2 separate regions of the Homo sapiens genome follow, and region 1 is linked to region 2. Evidence: read pairs that join two places in POLR2A ChIA-PET (ENCODE). Cell type or tissue: HepG2. All regions are shown on one strand. Region 1 has its middle 10 kb from the start of SPINDOC. Region 2 holds the start of RCOR2 (REST corepressor 2).

Region 1 (2,500 bases), 110 kb before region 2:
AAATCTCAAATTCTGGGAAACCTCTCAATGCTGGGCAAACCGGGAGGTCTCCCTGGCACCACTCTTATCTCCATAAAATTTATTTATGTATTTATCTATTTATTTAATTAATTTTTGAGATGGCTCTCTCTGTCGCTCAGGCTGGAATGCAGTGTCTCGATCTCGGCTTACTGCAACTTCCGCCTCCTGGGTTCAAGCAGTGACTCTCCTACCTCAGCCTCCTGAGTAGCTGGGATTACAGGTGCCCGCCACCATGCCCAGCTGATTTTTTTTACTTTTAGTAAAGACAGGGTTTCACCATGTTCAACACGCTGGTCTCGACCTCCTGACCTCAGGTGATCCGCCCACCTCGGTCTCCCAAAGTGCTGGGATTACGGGCATGAGCCACCACGCCAGGCCCATACCTTTTTTTTTTTTTTTTTTTTTGAGACGGAGTCTCACTCTATCACCCAAGCTGGAGTGCAGTGGTGTGATCTCAGCTCACTGCAACCTCTGCCTTCAGGGTTTTAAGCATTTCTCTCTGCCTCAGCCACCCGAGTAGCTGGGATTACAGGTGCTCACCACCACGCCCGGCTAATTTTTGTATTTTTAGTAAAGACAGGGTTTCACCATGTTGGCCAGGCTGGTCTTAAACTCCTGACCTCAGGTGATCCACCCACCTAGGCCTCCCAAAGTGCTGGGATTCCAGGTGTGAGCCACTGCACCCGGCCTGCCAGGCCCATAAAATTAAAAAAAAAAAAGGGGGCGGGGGGGATTTGGGGAGAGAATGCAGTGTCTGGAGTATTAGTCAGCTTTTTGTTGTGGCAATGTTGTGTAACCAACAACCCTGGAACTTAGTCATTTACGGCAGCAAACATTTCTTTCTTATAGGTCTGTAGGTCAACTGTGGCTGCACTAGGCTAGCTGGGCTCAACTGTACTTGGCCCAGCTGTACTGTGAGTTAGGTTCCAGTCTACTCCAGGTGTCTCTCATTCCAGGACCCAAGCTGAAGAAGCAGCATATCCCTAGGGCATGCTCTTCTCAGATGGATGGCACACGCAATAGAAACCAAGCACACACCATACAATTACTACAACGCCTCAGCTAAGATTACTGCTTACTTCATGTCTGTTCACGCCCCATTGGCCAAGGCAAGTCACATGGTCACGTCCACAGTCACAAGGGTGGGGAAACATTCACTGTCTCATTTGAGGCACTGAAAAGCAAGGTAATGGGGCTGGACATATAATCTAATTATAGGAGGGGGTGGGATAGCTGGAAACAATAAGCCAACCAACTCAGAACAAATGCTTGCCATTCTTGCTCTACGAGACCTTTAGGGAGCAGGTCAAGAAGGATTCATCAGGCCAGGCATGGTGACTCACGCTTGTAATCCTAGCACTTTGGGAAGCCGAGGTGGGAGGATCACTTGAGCTCAGCAGTTCAAGTGGCAGAACATGGCAGAACCCTGCCTCTACCAAAAAAATATAAAAATTAGCTGGACGTGGTGGGATGTGCCTGTAGTCCCAGCTACTAAGGGGGCTAAGGTGGGAGAACTGCTTGAGCCCAGGAGGTTGAGGCTGCAGTGAGCCATGTTCGTGCCACTGTACTCCAGCCTGAGTGACAGAGTGAGATAAACACACATAAAAAGATAAGAATCGATCTATTTTGTCTAATTCTGCTGCATTAGCATCTTGTGTTTTTTTGGTTTTGGGGGGTATTTTTGAGATGGAGTTTTGCTCTTGTTGCCCAGGCTGGAGTGCAGTGGCACGATCTCGGCTCACCGCAACCTCCACCTCCTGGGTTCAAGCAATTCTCCTGCCTCAGCCTTCTGAGTACCTGGGATTATAGGCACGCGCCACCATGCCCAGCTAATTCTTTGTATTTTTAGTAGAGACGGGGTTTCATCATGTTGGCTGGGCTGGTCTCAAACTCCTGACCTCAGGTGATCCACCCGCCTCGGGCCTCCCGAAGTGCAGGGATTACAGGCGTGATAGGGTCTTTTTTTCTTTTTTCCGAGACGGAGTCTCGCTTTGTCGCCCAGGCTGGAGTGCAGTGGCACAATCTTGGCTAACTGCAACCTCTGCCTCCCAGGTTCGAGCGATTCTTCTGCCTCAGCCTCCCAAGTAGCTGGGATTACAGGCACCCACCACCACACCAGGTTAATTTTTGTATTTTTAGTAGAGACAGGGTTTCACCATGTTGGCCAGGCTGCTCTCGAACTCCTGACCTCAAGTGATCCGCCCATCTTGACTTCCCAAAGTGCTGGATCATGCCTGGCCAGGTCTTTTCTTAAAAAATAGAAATGGCATTTTAAATTCTGATTATAAAAGCAAAAATATCAGACAATACAGGATACTTTAACAAAAAAGTAGGAACAGCTTCCAGGAATAATTCTATGCCCGCCAATCTGACTCACCTCATTTTATTACACCAACGTGCAGGGCAGAAAGTCATTTGGTGATACGAGGATGTAAACAGTGCCTAGCATTGAACACACACGTGGACAGAGGAGGAGAAA
Region 2 (2,500 bases):
GGACAAGGGGACAGTTTTAGAGCCCAGGCCAAGCAGGGTGCTTTGTTCCGGGGGAGGGGAGCGGGGTTGGAGGGCAGCCCCTAGACCTGGACCACAGCCCTGCAAGGAACCCAAGGCTCCTTCCCACCACAGGAGCCTCACAGCTCTGTGTGGAGGTGTCTCTCCAGTCCCTGCTCCAGCCAGACCTCAGTCCCCTGCAAGGTGGCAAGGTATGAGGGACCCACTCTATGCAAGGGAGGGATGCCTCGGTCCCTGAGGGGGTGAGGGCAGGGCAGGGGCCGGCAGGACGCCTCCACAGCAGCTAGGGGCCCAGGTTCCAGATTGGCTGTGCCGGCAGCCTGGGTTTGTGGGAGAAGCAACGCAGAGGCTCCAATCCAGGAGAGGCAGGAGCCATCAGTGTAACAGGCTCGTGGTCTGCAACTCTTCCCCCTCCCGCCCCACTCCGCTCCCCCCAGGCCGGCGCGCCTTTAACCCTAGGCCACCGGGCTCACCGTGCGAGTGCTCCTCCTCGCTGCTGTCATCCTCCGAGTGGGGCTGTCCGCCGTTGGGCACCGTCTTGGCCCGGCTACGGGACAGGATCCCAGAGCCCGCGCTCGGCTTCTCCATCACTGAGGGCATTACCCCGCCCAGCTGCCCCGGGGGGCGCAGGAGCCTTCGGAGAGCGACAGTGGTTGCCGCACTCGCTCCGAGTGCCGAGCCCGGCCCGGCCTGGAGAGGTCGCCACTGAGGTTAGGAGAGGCAGGAGGTCAGCGTGGCTAGGGTCCGGCGGGGTGGGAGCCCACCTGGTAGCCCCAGCGCTCTCCACGACCCCCACGAGCCAGGGCGTCAGAAAAGTTTGTGCAGAAGTGGGGGACGCAAGGGATGAGCGCAAGGTCCGGTGCGGCTGGGGCGTGATTACTATGTACGCCCCTCAGGGTTGGGGTTCCCCTGAAGTCGGGGCCCCCTGTCCTCGGGGCGCCCTGGAACCCCACCGCCCACCTGCCCACGCCGTTCAGCGGCTGGGCGCTGGAGCGCAATCTGCGCCCCCCGGGCTCTGCGCCTCTCAGCTGCGCCGGGGATGCCCCAGTCCCCGGGCGGGGACCCGTGTCCTAAGCAGACCCCTGCCCGCGACGGCAGCCGGCCGGGGCACCGGCGGCGGCGGCGGCGGCGACGGCGGCGGGACGGCGCGCACGGCGCGCGGCGCTGGGCAGAGTTGCCGGGAGGCGGGCGGAGCGCAGCCGCGGGTGCCGCCTCGCACCCTCCCCGGCGCGCTCGCTCTCCCCGCCGCGCTCGGGATGCCGCTTGCTCGCCCGCTCTCCGCCGCCGCTCGCTCCTCGCGCACACAATGAAGCTGCTGGCAGGGAAGTAGTGCCGGCTGCGGCCTCAGCACCCCTCCCCCAGCCGATGCCTCCGCCAGCTGAACATCTGGCCCTGGGGTGGGAGGGAGGGCCCGGGGGGCGGGGCCAGGGGGCCGGGGCCAGACCTCCAGGGGGTGGGATCAGGACCCTGGTGGGGCGCGCGTCCCGCTGCGGGGGCTCCCCTCGCGTCCCTGGGCTCCCAGACTTGCCCCTGGGGGAGACCCCACTGCCCCCCAGGAGTAGCCAGGGGTCAGCCCCACCCACGCGCACACCAACACCACACACCAGTGGGCTCGGGTTACTGCCGCCTGCCCCGGGGGCCCTGGGGCCGCCTGCCCGCCCGCCCGGGTGGAGCCCAGCTTTTCCTTCCATTTCCCTTCCTGCCAAGGAACTCCCCGCCCCCCCTTCCGCAGGGGGGACCCCCCTTATGCGCCCTTGGGGGCCAGAACGGATGGGAGGCTGGACAGGCAAGGAATGAATTCCTCCAAGAGCTACCCAGCCAGAGGCTGGCTTCTGGTGGATCTGTGGGTCCCCAAGGGTCGCCCCAATTCCCTTTAACTGCTGCAGTATGCACCCCTAAACAGTGGTAGCAAGGGCTGAGGGATGGGGAGTGGGAGGTGTAGGGGAAGGTCTGGGCTGCAGGGGAGAGAGGAGCTGGGTCTCCTCCCCACTGGGTTCACTGTCACCCCAGCTGGAAGCAGCATCCCCCTCCCCCCGGACAAGCACGGGCAGAGTGACAGACAGGGAAGCGGGTAGAGCGGCACAGACGGAGATGGGGGAGGGGGTGGGCAGAGACTTTCAAAGCCAGACCCAGCCACCCTGCCAGGCACACAAAGAGCCAGCGCACACACCGGCGGCGGCTCCGAGCCTGCGAGCTGCGCCCGTGCCCGTCCCCGCCGCCCGGGGCACGTGCTGCAGCGCACACAAGCTGAAGCCCCCGCCCGCCGCCCCTCCCACCCGGAGCCCCAGTCTCCTGGACACACCTCCACCCAGGCACACCCCGCTGTGCCCAGACTGAGCCGAGCCCGCACTCGCGCCCTCCTCTCCCTTCCCTTCCTGGTCCACTCTGTAATCAGATTCCTAAATTTAGAAGCAGCCTAGGGCCCAGCCAGGGATCCCTGCCCCCACCCGCTGCCTGCGGCCGAGTGGCCGGGGTGTTGCGG

Evidence for each region. Peaks named below come from ENCODE experiments on the same cell type or tissue, not always from the same donor. Only the 100,000 strongest peaks of a DNase experiment are listed, where the experiment ranks them.
Region 1: POLR2A ChIA-PET joins it to region 2 with 5 read pairs; 8 of 35 experiments call an interaction of 5 or more read pairs at or near these places.

What each region holds. Positions count from the first base shown.
Region 1 is chr11:63,801,975-63,804,474 of GRCh38, forward strand. No RefSeq gene overlaps it. Among named protein-coding and RNA genes, the nearest start is that of SPINDOC, 10 kb to the right of the region's middle. In HepG2, no CTCF peak of the experiment used is centred here; no DNase peak of the experiment used is centred here.
Region 2 is chr11:63,915,839-63,918,338 of GRCh38, forward strand. RCOR2 (REST corepressor 2) reads right to left here and starts at 1,326. Exons shown (of 12, transcript NM_173587.4): 1 at 492-1,326. The coding sequence starts at 618. RefSeq lists an enhancer at 403-1,066 and silencers at 1,158-1,277, 1,418-1,477, 2,155-2,204. In HepG2, a CTCF peak has its summit at 709 (motif pointing right); DNase peaks (open chromatin) are centred at 713, 1,353 and 2,083; H3K4me3 peaks cover 1,701 bases.